Linked DNA regions of Homo sapiens: region 2 is linked to region 1. The links are chromatin loops, found by intact Hi-C in ENCODE. Cell type or tissue: MCF 10A. All regions are shown on one strand.

Region 1 (8,000 bases):
CAAACAAGACCTCTATTTCACCTTCTAAGTTAGGTGTTAGGAGAAAAGCAATCAAAATGCCTCCAGACTAAATCAATTCACACAGAAGTATAGGTGGTAGGAGGCTTAACTTCTATGGCAGCTTTTAGAAGACCTGTTATTCCAAATGGATCTTTGATTGGTGGGATGTGTGAAGGAGTCATTTTTGAGACGTAGGGAATCATACTTTTTTCTTATCTGTTTATGCTGGCCAGAGGCCCTACTTTCAATTTATTTTCTGCACAAAAATCCCCTTCTGAACTAAAGCCAATGCATGCTATTTGGTTTACTTATACCTTAGTGCTGTGATTCTCTAGCTTAGGTCACCAGGTCATAATAAAGGACCACAACAGGAACCTGGCTTGGTTTTACATTTCTTATAGTCTGTAGTTGAGTTCCTTCTCTAAAGCCATGTTCACACATCTGAAATTTTCCTAGATAGACTTTTATGGCTTCTGGTAAAGATAAAAGTTATATTGATTTTCTGTTGCATTGTTAACTTATCAAATAGCAAAATATTTAATTTGGAAGATAAAAAATAGTTTTAAATTTTTTCTTAAAAATGGTGGTAGAATAGTGACCACACTGCATACCCTCTTATGAGAGTGAATTAACATGGAGACCACAAACAGAGGAGTTAATTACATCTTTGTGGTATTACATCCTAACATCAACTCTGCATATGGATAAACCTGCCCTTAGAAAATCCCTAACATCCCCCATTAAAAAAAAAAAAATGAGCAATTAAGAGCCACAAACACTGTTTCTCACTAATCCTGTTACAGTGAGGTCTGCCTCCCATATCAGTTCAGATTGCTGTTTCTTCAGTTGCCCACCAGATAAAACCATGATTTGCATTCAGGGACTACATTGTAAGAAAAGTACGTTTCTTTTAATAGTAGACACACTTGGCCCTGGAATTCCTTTCAGTTAAATACCTACATAGATAGAGGTCACTGTATATTTGCCCCCCTTTGTTTAAAGAGCTAAAATTCTGTCCTCACAGTGTCTATAAGCTCGAGAATCACAGCACTAAGGTATAAATAAACTGAAGAGACTGTCCCTCATGCATGCTGTGACAGAAATCAGCTTTCAGACTAGGTGTGCTGAGTCCCAAACCTGTGCTACATCCCTGCTACAAAAACTGAAAAGCAAGCCTAAAATTCACTATAGGTTCCTAGAAAATCAAACCTTAGATATAAGACCAAGTTATACTATCTTATTCTCTCAGCAAATCCTTAATATGTTTCTTCTCTGTGCCAGGTGTTAGTTAAGCTCAGGTGATACAAAGTTGAATGAGATAGCACCCCTGCCTTCTTTGTCCCAGCTCATAGTTTAATGACATAATCAGGTGGTCACAATACAGTGTAATACAGTGCTGTGACAGAGAGAGAAGCTACAGACTGAGGGCACACAGGGCCAGGGCTCCTAACCCACCTAAGGCAAAGGGTAAGGCAGGGGACATCAGGGAAAACTATTAAAGAAGGAGGCATCCTGAGAGCTGGGATTGTATTTTTTATTTATGGTTTTATTTTTTACCTTTGTATTTTGATGTAATTTCAGGCTAACAAAAGTTGCAAGAACACTACAAAGAATTCTCATATGCCCTTTAACCAGATGTACTAAATGCTATTATATCAAATATGCTTACATACAGATATGCACATACACGCACAAACACACACACACAAATATACATTTCTTTTTTCAAAAAAAATTTGGGGCTGGGCGCGGTGGCTCATGCCTGTAATCCCAGCACTTTGGGAGGCTGAGGTGGGTGGATCACTTGAAGTCCTGACTAGGAGTTCCAGCCAGCCTAGTCAAATGGTGAAACCCCGTTTCTATCAAAAATACAAAAATTAGCTGGGAATGGCGGTGCACGCCTGTAATCCCAGCTACTTGGGTGGCTGAGACAGGAGAATCCCTTGAACCCAGGGTGTGGAGGCTACAGTGAGCCAAGATCGTACCACTGCACTCCAGCCTGGGCAACAGAGACTCTGTCTAAAAAAAAAAAAAAAAAAAAAAAAAAAAAAAATTGAGAGTAACTTACAGAAATTATGATGCCCCATTTACTCTTGAAGATTCTGGTGTATATTTCCTAAAAGCAAGGACATTCTCTTCTGTAGCCTACAAGTAACAAAATCAGGTAATCAATACTGATACAATACTACGATCTTATCTACAGACCTTATTCAAATTTCACCAATTGTCCCAATGTGTACTCTACAGCAGAAGAAATCCCCAGCTCATATGCTGCATTCAGCTTTCATGTGTCTTTAGTATCCTACAATCTGGAACAGTTTCAGATTCTTTCTTTGTCTTTCATGACCTTGTAATTTTTAAAGTGCAGAGTCTAGTTATTTAGTAGAATGTCCCTGAATTTACGCTGGGCACAGTGGCTCACGCCTGTAATCCCAGCACTTTGGGAGGCCGAGACGAGCGGACGACCTAAGGTCGGGAGTTCGAGACCAGCCTGACCAACATGGAGAAACCCCGTCTCTACTAAAAATACAAAATAAGCCGGGCGTGGTGGCACACACCTGTAATCCCAGCTACTCGGGAGGCTGAGGCAGGAGAATCACTTGAACCCAGGAGGTGGAGGTTGTGGTGAGCCGAGATTGTGCCATTGCACTCCAGCCTGGGCAACAAGAGCAAAACTCTGTCTCTCAAAAAAAAAAAAAAAAAAAAAATGTCCCTGAATTTAGTAGAATGTCTCTGGTTTGGAACTACTCTAAACTGTTTCTCGCGGTTAGATTTGGCATAAGCATTTTTGGCAGAAATATCACGAAGGTATGTTGCGCTTTTTGAGATGAGTTTCAAAGAGTGAAGAGGAATCAGCCCACATAACCTATTGCCATATTAATTTATTTTTGCATTCAGACTTGGGAGGATGGAAGACAGAAGGCAAAGGGATAGCCTATAATACTATTAAATAATATTTATCAAGTAGTTACCAAGCACTGTTTGGAATGTGTTACATAAGTTAACTTCATCATCTTCGCAACACCCTTATGACATCCTCACCATGACTATGCTTTTCCCATTTTTCCAATGAGAAATAATCAGGCACAAAAAGATGATGAAGCTAGCGCATGGTGCAGCCAGTATTCAATTCCGGGCAGATTGACTCTTGCCCATTCTGTCAGAAGGGACTTAGTGAAAGCAAAACGCTTACCAAAAAAAAGGCTTGTGTCTTCAGAACGAGTTGGCTTGGAGGTGTGTAACTGGTCCAAGCAACTGGGTGTGGCTCTCCCGCCCTCTGCTGGCTGAATCCCTTATTGCATCCTTTTAACTGCTTTTTGCTCAATTGGATGGTGACTGCAGGGTAAAACCTCCATGTGAGCAACAATCACTGAAATTTCTGCAAAACTCCTGAGTTATGCCTGACCTATGAGAATGCATAAGAATTGGGCATTCCTTCCATTTTTCTTTTTTGTGTGCCTCAGTCCCCTACCACATTCTAAAGATTGGTCAGCAGAATAAATCCTAAGCCCTCTCTTCACCAACTTCTTTTATAAAACTTCCCAGGAGAATTTTTTTTTAACTATGACAAATTTGGAATCCACTGAAGCAGTGAGAAAGCTAACGTTGAATTAATCAGAATACAATCCCCAGACAAGACAATCATTACAGATGAGAAAACCTGTAGGAAGGATGTTTGTCCTTGAAAAATATTTGAAAAAGATCCAGTGTGAAGCAGTCATCTCACAGTAGGCTCCAAAGTGTCATATAAGACAAAATCACTAGGCAAATAAGATGAAGGAGAGGAAAAACTCCTTTGAATGAGTCATAAGTAGCCTCTATTTTCAATCAAAAATCCTTTCTCTTTCCAGGTAAAACCCTGTCCCTCTGAAATTCACAAACCCCTGGGGCTTCCACAAAATTCAATTGTTTTCTCTAGTAAGAGGAAGAAATGGACGTAAAATAAAACCAGAAGACAATGAATGGGCCTTAAAAGGATGGCACACTGATTCATTCCATACATGCCAGAAATGGACCTGGCAAAAGAAAAAGAGTGTGTTTAAATTCCCAAATGATAACCTGGGAGCAATTCTGTTCATTGTGCCTGATTGCAAATACAAATATACTAGTGGCCATTATTAAGCCACATCTAATGTCCCAGGGGAAAGAACTCTTTACTGAAATTTTGAGAACACTCACACTGAACACAAGAATCCCATCTAAGTATTTACTTGATAACTTCTAGATGCCTGTCTGTTTATCTGTCAGGTTGGGAGAGACACAAATACATTTGCATATGGCTACTACCAGGCTGAAGGCTGAAACCTTTGCCCCCAGATCAAATCAAATCAGTAGATAAATGTCCCATGGTAGGTGATTGAGCTAAGCAACGACTTCTTATTTATTTTAATGAAGTATCAAGATTTCCATGAAAAATTATCAGAACTTTATATGTATAATCCATCTGGAAACTAATCCCCTAAGCTATATTGTGGCATTATTGTCACAATAACACTGCATAACAACCAACCACGAAACATCAGCAGCATTCGACATTAAGCATTTATTGCTTACATGTCTGGAGTTGTCAACTACATGGCTCCGCTGATACTACTCTGGGGCTGATGAGACTGTGTCTTTCATCATGCAGAAGCTAGGCCAGTAACGTTCTCATAGCAGTGTTCTCAGCCAGACGACAGAAACATGCAATGCCTTCTTAGACCTAGGCTCAGAAATGTCATGCTGTCATTTCTGCTGCATTCTGTTGGGCAAAGCAATTCACAAGTAAGCCCAAATTCAAGGGAAAGAGACTCTATCTTTTCATTGAGAGAAAATGCAGCCACAGAGCAAAACATGTGCATACAGTGATGGGTAAAGAACTGAGGCCACAACTGTAATTTACTACAGGCCCAGAAAATCATTGAAATCCAATGGGTAACTCTCCACTTTCTCACATTTCACATATACCCTTCTCAATGGATGATCTACTAACAGTGGTCTCTAGGTTGTCCTGGAAATATTTAAGAAAGAAGAAATTCTTAAACCTTAAGGACTTTTGTTTCTGTGAGACCTGGAGCCCCCCAGCTAACTGAAGATGTTATACCAGAGCCTTTGGATAAGACATAAATTTCCATCTAGTGCTATCAGTTTCTCATTGCTCTCTTGTACAAAATTCATTCAAGAGCAGTCTAGAGTTTAAGAAAAAGCAGGAAATTTTCCCTAATATTTTCTCCTACTATATCACAATTTTTGGTCAAGAAATATATACAGTTCTCATCTATATTTTTAAGAACTTTTCTAGTAATGTGTGCTGAAATAAGATTAAAACTTAGGGTACTCTAGGTTAATTTCTTGATCAATAAAATAAGATTAAATATTAGGCCACTATAGGTTAATTTTTTGTTCAATTGCAATAGGCATCTTTCTAGGTGAAAATTAAAACACACATACTATGTGGACATTTTTTTAATTGTAAGAAGGAACTAACAAACACTTTTTTTTTGGCTTGGAAATGCCCATGCTGAAACCTTGGCCTATATCATGACTATATAGTTCTCCAATGACAAGGTTCTAACCACCTGTCATTATTTCCTTCCTTCTCAGATTTTTAAATAATTTTTTCATTCCATAACTGTTCAGTTACTTTTCTAGAAATAATACACAAATTGAAAATATTATAAGGCCCCTCTTCCCTCAGTTTGTAAATAAATAAATGTAACTTCATGGAAGAACCTAATATTTTCAATAATTATATTTTCTTTACTATATTCCAAGAGATTTTGCAAACAGCAAGGGCAAAAAATTAATCTTGTTTCTTTCTTCTTTTTTTCTTTTCCTAGTCTAAGTCAAGACTAGAAGCAACAACATGATGAAACATATGCTTCTGGCATTTCCATCTTCCTGGATTGATGATATACCAGGCAGCCCAATTTTCCCCCAAAGGATAGGTGTGCATTCAAAATATTAAACCCTTAACAAAGACAAATATAAATGCAATTTGAGAAACCCCATTTCTTTCCAAGTCCACTGCATCTATTAATGTAGCCCCTTGACCAAGGACCAGCTCATCTCACTATTAGTACAAATTCTTTTACTCTACCTGACAGTCTGCCTACCTTTTTGTATGTTGGAATATAAAAAACAATTTCGAGAAATAAAAATCAACTCCTGTAACCTATCTCTGCTGATGCCAACCATATTGATTGCTTGACCTTTACGAAGTCTACTGACTAGATGATGCGTAATGTTTGGGGATTAAAGATGCTGATTTACTTTTTTTCTAAGTCAAATTTAAACTCTGACTACCCAAAATCAAACCCTACAGACTGTCTCAGCCTGTCCCCACTTTGCAGTGCTCCCCCTGACATTTGGATACCAGTTACTGATTGAATTTTTAGCAGCTGTCATTCAAGGACATCCAGCTTCAGCTGGACAAGCATTCGAATGGCAGACTCCCAAGGGCCTGAAAATGACCTGGTTTGACACAAATGTGGATAATCTTTCTGCAGAAACAAATGGGTTCAACTAAGTCATCAGTTTAACTGATAACTCTCATCCAGTTATGATTGTCACAATTAAGAAACAGTTTTAGTAACAGAGGCATTCAGAGTTAGGGGTTTTCCTTTTCAGGAAAGGAAATAGGATAAGAATTATTTAGTTTTCTCATTTCCAAGTATTTGGGGAGTAAAATCTATGGACTAAAATCTATTTTTATCTAACAGATGAGTTGTTAGCTTAATGATGTAGGATCTTTATTCATGACCATAAACCCCCATCATCACCCAAAAAAAAGCAAAACAAAAAAAATAGATAATGCGCTGGTGAAAAAAGAAAAAAAGTCTGCCAAGTCTAATTGTGATTCTAAAAAAACTAGCCCTGGCTGCATATCAATTGAGTTTTGTTTAGCTTGCAATTAAAATAAAATTTTCCATCTTTCAAAAAGAATTTCAAAGCACTTTCAAATGGCAAATATTTTTAAAGTTAAGTACATGCTTATCTTTGATAGTATATTTGCAAGTCATTCATGACTTCATAGATAAAAGCCAACTCTTCCATTTTCAACTGGGAACAGGTCACTCTTATCAGCCTACTCTGCACAACCCATATAGACTATAAACACCTCCACTAATAGAACTAATCACTAGAGCACCACCATTGACTCAATATAGAATTCAGACTAGAACATGTATATCTTAACACCTTGTATGGTTTAGTTTCATGTGCACAGGCACTGTAGGACACTAGCCCCAATTCACTTGAGCAGTTTTCCAACTGCCACAGAAAAGGCTTTTTAAGTTGTAGATTGTATATTCCTACTTTACACCCAAAATATAATTAAGGTGATTGACTTATTGGCCACTTTTAGTAGGCTGTTAATGTTGTTTTTGGAAAGCCAATCTTATTGTAAAGTGATATTTGAATGTAAAGAACAGAACCAGCACTTTCTGCCATCAAGGAAGAATTCCTCTCACAAAACCAGTGGTGACCTGGAACCACTTAATACTGGCTCTCAAGAGTTGATTGTGTACATCTCCTCCCAACTCCACATTCAGTGGCATCAGGTTAGTAGCATGAAATTGGCCATGATAGGAGTATTTACTCCAAAGAAATTGGGAAACACTAAAAATTATCAGATAGGATTACAAGTTTAGTATCAGTGATAGGAGAGGAATTCTACAGCAGTTCTGTCCAGTAAAACTTTCTGCAATGGGGCTGGGCATGGTGGCTCAGGCCTATAATCCCAGCACTTTGGGAGGCAAAGGTGGGAGGAACTGCTTGAGGCCAGGAGTTTGAGACCAGTCTGAGCAACATAGCAAGATTCTGTCTCTACAAAAATAAATAAAAATAAAGGAACTTTCTGCAATGGTAGAAGTATCTTATATTTGTACTGTCCAACACAGTAGCCACTATACACATGTGACCACTGAGTAGTTGAAATGTGGCTAGTATGGCCAAAGAACTAAATTTTTTATTTTATTTTTAATCTTAATAGCCATATGTGACTAGTGGCTACCGTTTGG
Region 2 (8,000 bases), 1.4 Mb before region 1:
TCAATAAACATTGCTATTCCACAACCACCTCCAAGGTTAAGATTTCTGGCTCTCAATGCTGGTTATTAAATATAATAAAAAGCTCCTATTAGCTGTCTATCAAATTAGAAAGAGTCACATATATAATAAATTTAGGCCAGGTGTGGTGGCTCACGCCTGTAATCCCAGCACTTTGGGAGGCCAAGGTGGTCAGATCACCTGAGGTCAGGAATTCAAGACCAGCCTGGCCAACATGGCAAAACCCTATCTCTACCAAAAATACAAAAATTAGCCTGGCATGGTGGCATGCTCCTGTAGTCCCAGCTGAAGCTGTGACTATAGTGAGGCTGAGGCACGAGAATCGCTTGAACCCAGGAGGCAGAGGTTGTGGTGAGCTGAGATTGCGCCACTCCAGCCTGGGGCCTGGGTGAGAGAGTGAGACACCATCTCAAGAAAACAAAAAAAAAAAAAAAAAAAGAGAAATTTATCATATGTCTCCAAAGTCAGTGAAATCTAGAATTTTGGAATATTATGGTATTTTTAGAACTTTTATTCTTAGCACAATGTTAGTACTTTTTTCTTGTAGGCAATTAATTTTCAATAATGACCCCAGGCATTTAATTTGTATGGAAACATCAAGTAAGAATTTGGTCATAAAATTGATTTAGGAGTTTATAGCAGTGTCTACACAACTTAAAAAATTCTGATTAAAACACTACACAGATAAATTGAATTAGGTATTTGTTTCCGTATGGACAGCTTATTTATTTAATTTTCAAACTGTTTTGACATTGAGTAGTGGTATACTATAGGCCAACTCAGGCTTAAAGTAGCCTTCCAGCACATGTCATTCATATGTCAACACATATGCATTCAAAAGTTATTATACTTTCAACAAATATTCATCACTAACTCCCCATATACTTGTGCTTTTGCTCTTATAATGTCCCACGACTCAGTGTTTAGTGTTAACCCTCTTCTCCTTTTTCAATCTATACTTCCTAAAAGATACTATCTGATCTCATGGATTTTATTATCATTTATAAAATCATGACTTCCAAATTTAAATATGAATCCCAAACATCTCCTTTGAGCTCCAGACCCATATAGCCAAACTACTATGAAACATTTCTACTTGGATATAATAAGAATGACAAACCAGACATGCCCCTACACTGACCACCTTCTAACCTCCCCTAAAGCAAGTTCTCTCAAAGTTTTTTCCTGAATTAGTGGAAATTCTGTCCTTCCATTTGCTCAGTCCTCAAATTGTGAATACTCCACTACTTTAAAAAAAATCTTAAATTGCTTATCTAACCTACCAGAGAATTCTGTGGACCCATTTTGGTACATGTAGAGAATCTGACCACTTTTTCTACCGCCACTGTTTCTTCCCTGGTCCAAGCCATGTTCTCTTTCCTGGATTACTACAAAGGCTTCCTAACCCGTCACCTTACATCTGTCCTTGCTCGCTTTAGTCAATTCTTCATACGTCAGTCATAGTGAACTTGTTGAAGCATGTCAAATCACGTTGCTCCAAAGTTATATCATGTAAGTCATAATAAAAGTCAAAGTATTTCTAATGGCCTAAAAAGTTCTACTGAATTTGGCTCCATCTTACCTATTTGAAGTCAACTCTTGGTTTGCTTTTTAAGATCTACTCTACTCTAGCATATTGGCCTTGTTGTTCTTCCTGGCACTCATAAGGTGTATTCCCCATTTATCCTTTGCACTTTCTGCAGCGTTCTTCATCCAGCACCTGGAGTAATGCCTGGCACATGATAGGCATTCATAAGATGTTAAATTTATTCAAAAATGTTGAATGAATTCATAGATAAATAATGAATTTGTTCATTAAACGATGGATTTGTATGAGGTCATGGAGTTAAAAAAGAAAATCCTCTTTCATTTGGGTTACATACAAGTAAAGGCAAATTCCCACACTAAGTTTAAATGCTATAGTAGGAATTAGTACAGTGTGCTATGTGAAAAAGAATACAAACAACACCTCATTTAGTCTTTTGGTGAGAAAAATGTTCTCAGAAGACATAATATTTAAACAGACACCCAAAGATTGATTACAGATTGCTTCAGTAGAGAGAGCAGGTGAAAGGGAATGTAGTCTTCAGGTGAATTATAGCCATACTTTAGGTTTCACACAGTGAAGAGTGTGAAGGACAAAGTATTTACAAATGGAGAAGCGAATAGGGACTTGGTTGTCGAAAACCTTAACGACCTTGGTGGATAAAATACGGAAACAGTGAAGAATACTGAGCAAAGGAGTGGCATGATCATACCATTTTTAAAGATGATAATGGATCTAATATGGAGAATGAATTGGACATGGGCAAGTCTGAAATCAGGAACACTGGATACAATTTTATTGCTACAATATAGATAAAAGATAAAGGTGGACTAAACTAAAGCCAAGGGCGAGGCAATGGAAGACACAACTGAGCTATGCTAACTCATGCTGAATCTAAGTCTCTGCTCCATGCAGCTATGAGAATTTGAAAGGACAAACACACTCACAAACTGTGGCCTGCAGTACCATCTGGCATCTGTACTGAATGGAATTTAAGAGCAGCTGCTGCTAAGCATGGACAAATTCAATTTGTGTGAACACTTTGCACAAAACACAACCAACCTCAAAGAACTGACTTCAGGCACATAGAAAAGTATGATGTCTTACACACAATACAGCTGTACTTAGGATGCTCATTCATTCATTCCCTCATTCACAAATATTTATTGTATAATGACAAGTAGCAGGTACCTTTCTAAGAACTGTAGATATAGCATTGAACAGATAAAATCCCTGCCCTCACTGAGATTATATTCCAGTGAGGAGAAATCAAAAATAAACAGACGTCTAAAATAGTGTGTCAGATGATGATAGTTGCCATGGAGAAAAATAAGGGAGGAAAGGAGGTTAAGAAATGTCAGGGGAGGGACAAAGGCATTTTAAAACTGGAAAAAAAAAAGACAGTGAATTAGTACACTGATAAACCTTTGAGCAATATTTGAATGAGATGAGGAGTCAAGGCAGGCAGCTACCCGGATCTTAGAACACAGAAAAAATTTTCACCCAACCATGATATTTTAATACAAAATATGTAAGTGGTTTGAAGGCATCCTTTGTTTTAATAGTGCTAGGTATAATTTTATCTGGCAAGCAGGTTGGTGCTACAGCTGACCCCAGATGAACTGACTTAATTCACCTTCAGAAGCTCCTAGGTTCTCACAGATTCTTAGAGACAGGTAAAGGTCAGGGTGTGAACCAGATTCTTCCCTAGAAGCTGCTAAGTCGCTCCCTTGAGATGACATATGAAAGCATCTCTCAGGCACAGCTGGCATGTTCACAATCCTCTATCTAGCCAAGATCAGCTGTGGTTTCATTTGGAAATTATTATGCTTCAAAATTAAAAAAAATAATATGTTGAAGAAATGTGTGTACTACCATGTTCATTGCAGTATTACTCACAGGAATCAAGCAAGGTTTCCACTAGTGGATGAATGGATAACAAAGATGTCGCATATATACATAATGGAATACTATTCAACCTTTTAAAAGAGGAAGATCCTCTCATTTGTGACAATATGGATAAACCTGGAGGACATTGTTGTCTTAAGTGAAATAAGCCAGGTACATAAAAACAAATACCCAATGATTTCACTTATATGTAGAGTGTAAAAAGGTCAAACTCTATAGAAACAGGAATAAAATGGTTACCAGAGCTGCAGGGTGAGAGTATTAGGGAGATGTTGCTCAAAGTACAAAACGCAAATACACACACACACACACACAACAACAACAACAACAACAACAACCACCAAAGTTGCATTTTTTAATAAATGTATACAAATAAATAAAATAGTTTTATGTAAAACAGGAAAAAGTATACAATTAAAACAAACATCACTTGTTTTCCATCCAGAGATAAACAACTTTGTATCTTAAGCTTCTACATTCCAGATAAGCCTTAATTGCAGGGAAGAGGGGCACATATCTTTAATTTAAAAGGGCATCTTCCTTTTCTGTTTGAACAGAATTACATTGTATAGATATTACACTCAATTGTTTCTGGAATGCCATATTCTTTCAAAGGCTACATGCTGTTTTTTGGGGTATACTACCAGGCAAAGATTGGCATGTTCTATTACCAGATGCTCCCTGCTGATGTATTTGTGACCATATAGATATATTTGTTTCTAGAACATGCAGTGACATTGTTTTATTGGGGGTGACTTTTACCTGAGCCATTATAAATAGCACATTTATTTGAAGAAGGAAACCTGTTGGAGAACTGTAATATAAATTCAACAAACAAATAGTAAGACAACTGTTTCTTACTCATCACATCATTAAGAAAGTTGCTTAACATCTCTGAGCCTCAGGTTCTTCATTTGTGACATCTGTAATATCCACCTTTCTATATCTCAATTTGTTAGTAATAAAGATGACATGTGAAAGTGCCTTTTAACTGTAAAATGTCATGCAAATGCAAGCGTGTTATTAATGATTAAGGTAGTCCTTTAATGTTTCAAATCTCCTATTTGAAACTCAACTCTCAATGCTTGCATCTTCCAACTACAGGAACTCAAATGGACCCAAAGCACTAACATTAAACTACAGTGCCCCCTAGCACATGTAGGAGGTCAAGGCAGCTTACAGGCTTCATGAATAAGCTCTACCACAGATGGTTCTTTTGCCTGAGGGAAGAACTACTAATTGTACTTTTGGACAATTTCCATTTGTCCAAAAGGAAAAAACATTTACGCATTTTCTTCAATACTTTCCCGTAACATTGTTTTTATTTTAATTTTTAAAAGGGAGTAAAAAAGTTAATATCCTTTACTATGTAAATTTTCCTCTGGTGGCTTTAAATTAAGAGTATTTCTAAAAGAACAGCCCTAGATTTATCTTAAGATTCACTGTGATGTTTCTGATTTATATTTGCTTACCTACTTTCACTCACCAAATTCTTTATAATCTAGCGTGAGAGAGGATATTGTTCATTGCACTCTTCACAGAGGTAGAATACAGTTAAGCTTTTATGCAAGATTGCACAGAAAGCCGTTATTATGAGCTTCAGCCCCCTAGTTTCTATGCACATTAAATCCACCAAGAGATATAGAATCGCGTAAGGAAATGCTATAGAATATTTTAATATCAAAATGTAGAAATCTTTGCTATCACACTTTTATAAAAGCCCAGATTAAAAATATATCAATTGCATTCTTCCATAGACTACAGTTCTTTGTTTATATTTGGTTCTTAATTTCATAAATGTCTATAGAAATTTATAAGTTCAAATGTTCCAGTACGTAAATTGGTTCCCAAAGTGATGAGTCCTTAGGAAACGGAACTTGCTGTATGAGTTTATTTTTTCCATGCTGTGCATTTAAGTATTAATCAGCACAGCTTTCAGGGATTTCTTTCTAATATCCTTTTCTATGTAAGATAAGGACTGCAATTCATTATACCATTGGAGGAGCCAGAGGCTTTGCTAAGCTTTGCCTTTCTTGACCGTTCATCTCAAATTTAATGAGAGCGTTGTGTGTGTGTGTGGTGGGGGGGGGAGGGGGGTGGGTGTGTGTGTGTGTGGCTATATTATATTGGTGACTGGACTCTAACTATGGCACAATGTTGGTTGCCTTTCAGGCTAATCGTCTCTCCGTTTCAGGAGGTCAAAGATCATTTCAGCCTCAGTGTGCTTTCTACCTGCCTACTAAGGGAGGCAGCAAATTTGGTCCTGGGCAACTGAGAGGTGACTTTTATCACCAGTTATTTTTCTTCACATCTTTCTATCAACATAATAGCTCAGGGAACACTCAAGAAATAAAAAATTACACTTCACCAAGTACTAGCTTTCTGGGATGTGATCACTTCTAAGTGTGAACCTCTATTACCCTAGCAGTGGTCCCTGGCGTTCCTTTTATTCCTCTTATATATAAACATCACAAAAAATAACAACAAACCCTCAAGCCCACAGCAAAGAGAATGCAAGCACGGCACCATCCCTCTTCGTACTGCCGTTTTAACTTGGTAGAGGAGGTTAAATTTTGGAGAGAATGGTGGCATTCACAGGAGGGGCGGGGTAAAAGTGTTGTCTAATTACACGTTAATGGCAGAACTCGCCTTAACCACGTCCCTCCTGCACAGTGGTGAATTTCTCCTGTGTGTTCCTGTGTGGATCCCGACACTCTTCTCGCTTTAAGAGAGCCTCCCGCGCCCCTCACTCCGCCCCTTCCCAAGTCTCTGGGCTCGTCAAAGCTTCCCGAGAGCCATGGTTGGTCCAGGCAGGCAGTCGGAGCACCTCGTGGAGCGGCTGCTAACCCAGGGTGGGGTGGGGTGGGGTGGAGGGGTCTGCTTGTAGTACTCTCAGTCCTGATGTCACAGGCGCGGCAAGGACATCGCAAGGAGGAGTCGGATTACAGTAAGGATGGGCAGTGCAGCAGGCAGCCCGAGCGCACTCTCCAGCCGCCGGGGATCTTAGCCCTGGAAAGGCAGCCTGCAAGGCGCTCATCCCGCGGAGGAGGCACGCTCTCGGCGCTCACTGCTCTCCACGCCGGGGACATTTCCACCGAATGTAGCATGAAAGGGCTCTGCTCTACGTGCCAGCCTTGGGTGAGAGCTGATGCTGAAGACACCGCGGTGGGATTCCAGCTGTCTGATTAATGAGAAACATAATGTATTTTGGTGAGTGTTCACTCTGATGATGTAATTCTGGGGGTGTCCGGCTCTTCATCCGTGCAGACAAGCCCTTAAAAAATTCTTTAAGCAGCAAGAATATGTTACATTAAACCTACCTCCAGTTGGCAACTGGAGGACCAAGCCGGTGCAGCCTTCAAAGCTTCCTTTGTGCCACAACTGGGGCTGTTAATTTAGCCGTGGATGAGTTTAAGTTGGAAAAGAAAAGAGACAGGGACATGTGGAGGGGGCGGGGGGGTAAACTTTGCCTTGATTTGCCTGAATGAAGTTGGCTCTTTTAGCTAGGTGAAGGAGAAATAGTGCAGCGTGGGAAGTCATGAGCTAACTTAATGGAATGTGAAACAAAGTTTCTATACAATTGATGCTGTGAAAGCTTAGTCAATATGAGCATTTCATTCAGTATTTGCTGGTTTTTCTTGTTCTGAGGCGGAAAAGGAAAACATTGTCTAGTGAGCAGTGTGGTTGAGCAGCTGAGAACACTTCTCTATATCATCTCAGTGCTCTGTCTAGCTAGGAGCAGCCTAGCACAAAATGCATATTATTTGAAACCTTTAGAGGTCTCGGAGATGTCAAATATTTGTGCAGGTCAGTTTTGTGCCACGGTAGAAACCTCAGTTAGGTTTTCAGTTGAGCTGCCTGCATTTCCAGAAAGCATGTTGAGGCTTGGATCCGAGCTATCAGTTGAGCACTGGAAGTGGGCTTGGAGCTGTGCATTTGCACTCTAACGCCGCAACTTACTGCTAGTACAGGAGGCAAGCCCCTTCACTAAATAAGAAGAAGTCAAAGATAAGGACTGAATATTTGTTCCTCCTCTCTGAAGTTATGCTTTCCTTCTGTAAGTCCTATCTGGCGTCATCATTTAAGGGCATCTATGCGATATTAAAAGGTTTGATAGAGCAACTGGAGAGGGGCTAGGAAATGTATCCAAGATGCAAATGCTCTGATTTCTTGGTTTGCTTTAAATATTAAATCTAGCGTCTTCTTTCAGATTAAAGAGGTATTTAGATAAACTTAGGTTGGGGCACTATTAGTTTGTTGGAAATTTATTTCTGTATGTACTATTTGCTCTGTTTTGTTTCCTTTAGGCTTTGAGACACTTGAGAGTGTGTGGAAGGAATCTAAGTTCCAAAAGCTAAATGCCTTTAGTTGTCTTGACAGTTTTGATTTGCCTATAATTTGTATCATATTAGAAGAGAAGTCTTAAAATAGCTGAAAATGATTTGGAAGAAACAATTTCATTGCATTGCCAAATTTAAGCAGAATCTGTAGTTAAAAACCATCTCTTTCCAGTGGGTAGTAATGGAGG

What was found. A loop is a pair of places that touch in the nucleus more often than their neighbours do. Peaks named below come from ENCODE experiments on the same cell type or tissue, not always from the same donor. Only the 100,000 strongest peaks of a DNase experiment are listed, where the experiment ranks them.
Region 2: it touches region 1 in a loop (4-fold over the local background); 2 of 110 quality-filtered maps call a loop at or near these places.

Annotation. Positions count from the first base shown.
Region 1 is chr3:20,335,783-20,343,782 of GRCh38, reverse strand. It overlaps LOC101927829 (a long non-coding RNA gene), which reads right to left and starts at 1,315. Exons shown (of 5, transcript NR_110814.1): 1 at 1-1,315. In MCF 10A, a CTCF peak has its summit at 3,251 (motif pointing left); a DNase peak (open chromatin) is centred at 3,262.
Region 2 is chr3:21,749,577-21,757,576 of GRCh38, reverse strand. ZNF385D (zinc finger protein 385D) reads left to right here and starts at 6,367. Exons shown (of 8, transcript NM_024697.3): 1 at 6,367-6,682. The coding sequence starts at 6,661. In MCF 10A, a CTCF peak has its summit at 4,635; a DNase peak (open chromatin) is centred at 4,646.